Regions from separate parts of the Homo sapiens genome. Here region 2 is linked to region 1. Evidence: chromatin loops called from intact Hi-C (ENCODE). Cell type or tissue: PC-3. All regions are shown on one strand. Region 1 overlaps KLHL13 (kelch like family member 13). Region 2 overlaps KLHL13 (kelch like family member 13).

Region 1 (4,000 bases):
TTACATAGCATTTATATGGTTTTGCTTCATGGTTCCCTGTGTGCTTGCTCAGCAGGCTGTTTTTTGAGCATCTTCACCAGTGCTCAGCTTCTTTACCCAGTGGTCAGTAGCTTCTCATGGTGCCCCCAGAGACAGTTTTATAGCAGAGTATTTCTGGTAGGACACTTTCCAGAAGGTGTATTTTGAGCATGTCACAAAGGGTGGGTTTCTGACAGATTCCAGCTAATGAGCACCACAGCAGCTTCTCTACCCTTCATTGTGCTGTGGCTGTGCCCTCTCCAATAATGTCTGGATCTCAGCCTTGAGCAGAAGTCACTTTCTTTGGTGCTCTTTCTCAGCCCTAGGGGTAGTTGCTCCTGATATCTGTGATTCTTTGATTCTTGTGTTTTTTTTTAGAATCTCTTTACTTATTACTAGCCAATTTCTCATTACTCCAATTTCCTGTTATTCCAACCCTCTGTCATAGTTAATAATTTCTTATGTACAACTCTCCCTGTTCAAATTACTATGCGGTTTCTCTCTCCTGAGTAGACCCAGACAGTTGCAACCAATTAAAGATCTCTCTGAGCCACCATGTATCACTGGCAAGCCAATTCTTCAGAGATGATATCGTTGTATCTGTAGTTGAAAAAATTCAAATATCTTTTAGGGAAATGTCTCAAAATCCAATGAAGTTTAGCTGTTCTTCCCATGGGGTTTCTGTGTACCTATGTATTTGTCTCTCTTTCTCTATCTTCATGTCCCACCACCTTAACTGTGAGTTCTCACTCTTCTCTCCTTCTCCATCTATTTGCCTTCATACACTTAGTTTCCAACCCCAGCATTGCTTTTGGCTTCCCTGCGTCTCAATTTCTGTCTTGGTGAGGCAGCGATATAAAAGATCATAAATTAATGAAATCAAGGACATGAAAGTGCTTTGTAATTAGTAGAGTACCATACAAAGTGGTGATATTACTTGTGTTTATTAAATAGTTTTCTCTTCTATGTTTTCAAATGTTCAATTATGTTTTATTTTAAGAGCTTTGTGGGTGCCTTCAGGGGTACTTACAAACTAGTAAAATAGATACATCAATACATAGAATTATTAGACAAGACTGAATGTGCTGGGTGCTAAAATAGGGGAACAAATGAGGAAACAGGAGCCCTGAAAATTAGAATTTAATTGTGGTCTGAGGATTCATGGATTATTTCCAAGGAGAATCATCTGACCTTGAAGGACCTTACCTGCAATTTATTAAATGTTTGTGGCACAAATGAGCCTTGCAATACGTACTTTACATATATTCTCATATTGAATCTTTACATTCATCCTTATATTCTTAAATTATTTTATGTCTTAGACTGATTTCAAAATATTTTGCTTGAAGACAGATTTTTGTTCATTTGTTTTATTTTTAATTGAAACTTACCTCCAGTTATGTGTGAAAACTCAGTGGCAGTAAAATCTACAAGATAGAACATTATGTTGCTTTTCAGGTATTTTCTATTTTCATATTCATTCATGGATACCTACATTTTAAAAGATGGTTGAACACTTTTCACCTGAGAACTAGAGTAAATATATGATAATCTCTATATTTAAAAAGGGAAACGTTTTGTTTAAAAATTGATGACTCAGTCTCTTTTTTTTTTTCCATAAGAGAGTGTGTCAGTAGGCTTCTAGGAGATGGCATACTTTATGAAAAAATGTAGCATACTATTTAAATTAGAGGTGGTTACGCTTTGAATGCAAAGTATCCTGTCAAATCACAGGATGAGTGCATCTCCCAGTGGAAGATGTTGCAAAGTGCAAGTGAGTATGAGTCTTCCCGAAAGCATTTGTCTTTATAGCTTGGATTCTATGAGATGCCCACCAAAGACACTTAATTTTTTATCTTAGAAAGTCAAGATGGATGAGTCTTCAGATTTATTAGGAACCCTTCTTTAGTTTTGAATATTTTGTGATGAATCCATACTTTATCTTTTTGCAGATGAGATGGAAATGTCCTGTTTCTTTGGCAAATAATATGTGAGCATAGCACATGTAGCTTTTTTTTTTTTTTTAAATAGGCTATGATTTGATCAGTGTTTTCTGAAGTATTATGTGCGTGCTACTGGTGGTATATGTACCCGTAGAAATAGACAGACTAACACAATTTGAATATATTTGTTACTTATTTTAACGCTGATTAGGAAAAAAAGCCTGGTATATCACACTTGTCATTTCTTAGATACTACTGAAGTTAAGACTATGCAGGTAAAAACACCTCACCCAGACCAAGTGAATTACTGGTGCAGTGTTCAGGCATGCCCAAGAATGTATTGCTGCATTCTTTTCATAGATACAGCAACACTCTACCAGAAAATAGTAGTATTTAAATATACAAAGTATTTATAACATACATAATTGCAAATTGGAATCGGTTCTATGCTCTTTTTTTGTTTTGTTGTTGAGGTCAGTATGGATCAATGGATAAAAATTGAATTTTTAAAATGTAAAGGTGCAGACTGTGAGGGAAATCTTATTAGGGGATGATTTTGATGAAGTTAGTCATGTAGCTTTAGACAAACTTGAAGACCAAATTTAGCAAACTGTCTGAATCATCTGCTACTGTTACAGAAGGACCAACTGCAAAGAAAACAACTATCACACAAATTTGATGAAAGTATTTGAAATTTGTATTTTCATAAGTATGATGAGAATGAACCTCTTTCCTTGTATGTCAGATGTGTAGAGACACACATTCTGGTGTGAAACCTTTCAATCCTGTGCTTTTTTGAAACACAAAGTGTGCTATACAAAGTCCACCTGAGAGGTTCCTTAAAAAGTTGAACATAGAGTTATCATATGTTCACCCAGAAATTCAGAAACTCCTAGGTGCATATCCCCCCAAATTAAAAACTAGTACTCAAACAAATGTACACCCATGTGCAGGGAGGGACTATTCACAATACCCAAAGGTGGAAAGAGCTCAAATGCCCATTAACTGATGGATGGGTAAATAAATTGTGGTATGTACATATAATGGAATACTCAGCCATATAGTATATTAGAAGTATCAGTACTTCTAATATACTAGTAAATGGTGGATGAGCCTCCAAAATATTATGTTAGTGAAAGGAGCCAAGCACAAATGATTAGATACTATATGATTCAATTTATGTGAAATACTAAAATAGATAAATCCATAGTGACAGAATGCAGATGCAAGGGGCTAGGGGCAGGGAGGAGAGAATGGGGAGCAACTGCTTAATGGGTATGGGTTTTATTTTGGAGTTGATTAAAATGTTTCACAACAAGATAGAAGGGGGTGGTTGCGCAACATTCTGAATGCACTGAATGCCACTGAATTGTTTACTTGATAGGTGCAGCAAACCACCATGGCACATGTATACTTATGTAACAAACCTGCACATTCTGCACATGTATCCTGGAACTTAAAGTAAAATAAAAAATTAAAAAAAAATCACTACTTTTATCTTATGTGGATTTCACCTCAGTATGGAAAAAATAAGACTTACCCAGTAGTGTGGTATGTGTGACATTTTATGGGGAATAGGATGATGTTAGGTTGTGCATAAGCATTTCTTATTACAGGAGTTAAGTATGTATTTTTACAATTGTCTTCTTTTTATGAGAAATTATTAGTTTCCTATTTGCAGTAATAAGTTTTCCTTTAAAGATAAATGTAAGTTTTAAAGAAAAAATAAGATGGTACTGATATGACACATGAAGGCAGTTCACAAATGAATGAAAAATGGCAGCTTCAAAGAGACATTTTGTTTTATGTTCAAGCCAACTAACTTTAATTTTTATTATGTTATTATTATAATTATTATTGTTTTAGAGACAGAGTCTCGCTCTATTGCCCAGGCTGGAGTGCAGTGGCACCATCATAGCTCATTGCAGCCTTGAACTCTATGACTCAAGTGATCCTCCCACCTCAGCGTCCCTCACAGGCATGTACCACTACTCCTTGCTATTTTTATTTTTTATTTTTTATACAGATGAAGTCTCACT
Region 2 (4,000 bases), 71 kb before region 1:
TTTTTACATTTTAAACTTTTTTTTGTTAAAAACGAAGACACAAGCATATACATCAGCCTGGGCCTACACAGGGTTAGGATAATCAATTTCACTGCCTTCCACTTACACATCTTATCTCACTGGAAGGTCTTCAGGGCAATAACGTGCATGGAGCTGTCATTTCCTATGGTAACAATGCTTTTTTTCTGGAATACCTCCTGAAGGGATGTGCAGCTGCTCAGCTCAGCAAAGGCACCAACTCCCAAGGGGGCAATTTTCAGTTTCAGTTCAGGTGAGGGTGTGTGTGTGTGTGTGTGTGTGTGTGTGTGTGTGTGTGACTCTTCTGGATGGCCCTGTTTTCACCAGGATGCAGGGCTCCACCAAAGCGCTGTTTGCTCAGCAGCAGAGTGCAGATTCAGCTCAGGTCCCTAGGGGCAGGGTGCAGGCATGGCTGGGAGAAGATGGAGCTGTTCTGCCAAAGTATGGGTTCCCCAGGAGGGACTGCGCAGCCTCAACTCTGCCTGAGGGGATGGGGGAAGGAGTGGGTGGAGCAGTTCCACCATTTCTTGGCCCCACAGGGAAGGGACAGTTGTTCACAGCTGGACTTGAGGATATAGGGCCACTAAGCAGGGGTGGTTTGAGGGCAGTTTAGTCTCAGGGAAGAAGATGTGCTGTGACTACTCGTACTCATCCTGGGGCAAGACATACTCTAGCATTAGCTCTCAGTGCAGTAGCCCTGTGGGCCACTTGGGGTGGGGCACAGTGTTGGCTTCTTATCTGTGGGGGGAGCACAGCTTTGTGGTCTCTAGGCAGCTCCCTCAGCTGAGCTTAATGCTAGTGAGGACTGCAGGGGACCCCAGTAGTGAGGATTGTAGGTATCCAAAGGGTTGATGGGGGCTGCTGGGATCCTCTTGCCTACCTTTGCACCATAGAGAGAAGTTCCTTCTGGTTCCCAGGTTATCTCACATGGGGGATGGGGTGATGGAGTCCTAGTATTTCCTTCCGTTCTTTATGTGACTCTCCTGAGTTTCTGTGCTCACCAAGGTTTGTGTTACTCCTTTGACGCACCCTGGTGTTCTCCATTAGTTATTTTCATTAAAATATAGCTGTTTATTTGTTGTTTTGCTTGTCTTTATGGAAGGGAGGAGGGCTAGGGGCTTCTAGTCGGCCATCTTCCTCTCTACCCATTGTGCTTTTCTAGTGATACTGTTCTGAAGGCTGGATCCAACAGAAATTGTGTGTGTGCAGAGATGTGTAAATAAGAATGCGATATTATAGTCATGTGTCACATAACCTTTCGGCCAGTGATTAACTGCCTACGAAATTGTGGTCCCATATGATTATAACGGAGCTGAAAAATTCCTATTGCCTAGTGAAGTCAGATCCCTCCTAATGTTGTAGTGCAAAGCATTCTTCACGTGTTTGTGGTGATGCTGGTGTAAACGACCCCACTGTGCTGCTTCTAGTGGTATAAAGGTATAGCAATACTGTTATATATATAGTACATAATACTTGATAATAAATGACTGTGTTACTGGTTTATATATTTACTATACTTTCTATTGTTATTTTAGAGTATATTCCTTCTATGTATACAAAAACCTAACTGTAAACAGCTTCAGGCAGGTCCTTCGGAAGGTATTCCAGAAGAAGGCATTATCATCATAGGAGATGACAGCTCCATGCACGTTATTGCCCCTGAAGACCTTCCAGTGGGATGCGATGTGGAGGTGGAAGACAGTGGTATTTATGATCCTGACCCTGTGTAGGCCTATGTGCTTGTGTCTTAGTTAAAAAAAAGTTTAAAAAGTAAAATAAAAGTAAAAATTGAATAAGGATTATAGAATAAGGATATAAAGAAATACAATATTTTTTACAGCTGTATAATGTGTTTTAAGCTAAGTTATTACAAAAGAGGCAAAAAGTTAAAAAAAATTTAAAAGCATATAAAAAAAGTTACAGTAAGCTAAGGTTATTATTGAAGAAAGAGAAATTTTTTTATAAATTTAGTTTACCTAAGTGTACAGTGTTGATAAAGTCTACAACAGTATACAGTAATGTCCTAGGCCTTCACATTCACTTACCACTCACTTACTGACTCACTCAGAGCAACCAACTTCCAGTCCTGCAGGTTCCATTCATGCTAAGTGCCCTATACAGGTGTACCATTTTTTATCTTTTATACTGTATTTTTACTGCACCTTTTCTAAGTTTAGATATGCTTAGATACACAAATACTGACTATTATGTTACAGTTGCCTACAGTATTCAGTACAGTCACATGCATTAGAGGTTTGTAGCCTGTGAACAATAGGCTATACCGTATAACCTGGGTATATAATAGGCTATATCATCTAGGTTTGTGTAAGTGTATTCTATGATGTTTGCATAATGATGAAATCACCTAATGACACATTTCTGAGTACCTATCCCCATTGTTAAGTGATGCATGACTGTACTTACAATGAGAAACTATTGGAAACTCTCTATGTATATACCAATGGGAAGAATAAAGAATTGTCTCATTGTGTTCATGGGCACGTACCTTAATGACTAATGATTTTGAGCATCTTTCCATATATTTATTTGTTATTCCATATATCTTTGAGTATGTGTTCAGATTTTTGCCCATTAAGGAAAAAAACTAGATTTTCTTTCATTGTAGAGTTGTAATTTTTTTATTGATTCTGGATGTAAATCTTTCATCAGATGTGTGGGTTGCAATTTTTCTTCCTGGTTTGTGGTTTGTCCTTTCATTTTCTTGGTAGTCTTTCTCAGAACAAAATATTGTAATTTGATAAAGATCATTTTGTCAGGTTTCTCTTTCGTAGATCATGTTTTTCATAGCTACAAGATCTTTGCCTAACCTAAAATCCTGAAGATTTTCTTCTATCTTTTCTTCCAGAAGTTGTATATTTTTGGGTTTTATATTTAGATCTGTGATCCACTTTGAGTTAACTTAAAGCAAATAAGATTTATTTGCTAGGAATACTTTTATTTGTTTAACTCATAAAATAAATATGTTATGAAAATGTGTTACTAGGAGTTATTGCCTCCAGTTGGTATTTTGGAAGCATGGGATTGTTAGTGACATTTAAGCTCTTTTGACCCTGGCCAGAAGTTAGAACTATAGTTGATTTCATAATTTAGTGACTTAAAAGTGTGTAGTATCTGGAGCAAATCGTTTCATGAAAGAATACTTACCAATATTTATTTTTACTATTTTACCCCTGTAGTTCTGTTTCATTAAAAATAAACACTTGTCCTGACCCACTAAACAGATTTCATGTCTCATGACTGGTTCCAGATAATTTAAAAAGCATACTGGCTTAACTATCTTCCTGAATTGGAACTCACAATCTTCACCACCTCCACTACTAAATAAATATTACCTGTCATTACCCTTTTCTGTCTGCTTTGTAACAATTCTACTTGGTTTTTCTCTAAGCACAGTTTAATTTTTGTTATGACTTTACAAATTTTTAGATAATATACTATCAGCTATGTTGTCAGAAAAAAAACAGTAAATGGAGTAATAGAAGGAACTTATTGTGATACTGTAGAATTTTAGTATCTATTAAAATAGCGATGTCCAGCCCTGGAGGAGCTATAACTCTTCCGTATTTGTGTTTCATTACCTATTCCTGTCTTAGTTGAGTTTCTTTTACTTCTATGTAGCAGAAACACACTGGAGCTTGCTCTAGCCTAATGGAGCCTAGGGAGGCCAAGGGCAGGAAGCTAGAAGGGCTCAGTAACTTTGGAAGCTATTCTTGCTTCTTGTATCATTTGTGTTCCAGGCTACGTTGGCTCTGTTTCTTTTTATGTGAGTCCTTTACACCTCTGTCTTTCTGAAGACTGGCTTTCTCTGATTTCTCTGTGCATATGACTGCCCTGAGACCCTGGGATTACTTCTGGCCAGACTAGAATTGCTCTGCTCCAATTCCCAGGAGAGATAGTATATATAATTAGTTTAGGACAAGTTCCACTTCTGGTCTAATCAGCATGGCCCAAAGGTAGTTAG

The links. Peaks named below come from ENCODE experiments on the same cell type or tissue, not always from the same donor. Only the 100,000 strongest peaks of a DNase experiment are listed, where the experiment ranks them.
Region 2: it touches region 1 in a loop (5-fold over the local background); 2 of 110 quality-filtered maps call a loop at or near these places.

What each region holds. Positions count from the first base shown.
Region 1 is chrX:117,994,874-117,998,873 of GRCh38, reverse strand. The region is part of intron 2 of KLHL13 (kelch like family member 13); the gene reads left to right. Among named protein-coding and RNA genes, the nearest start is that of KLHL13, 120 kb to the left of the region's middle. In PC-3, a CTCF peak has its summit at 1,780; a DNase peak (open chromatin) is centred at 1,753.
Region 2 is chrX:118,065,426-118,069,425 of GRCh38, reverse strand. All of the region lies in intron 1 of KLHL13 (kelch like family member 13), which reads left to right. Among named protein-coding and RNA genes, the nearest start is that of KLHL13, 49 kb to the left of the region's middle. In PC-3, no CTCF peak of the experiment used is centred here; a DNase peak (open chromatin) is centred at 2,295; H3K4me3 peaks cover 302 bases; H3K27ac peaks cover 2,856 bases.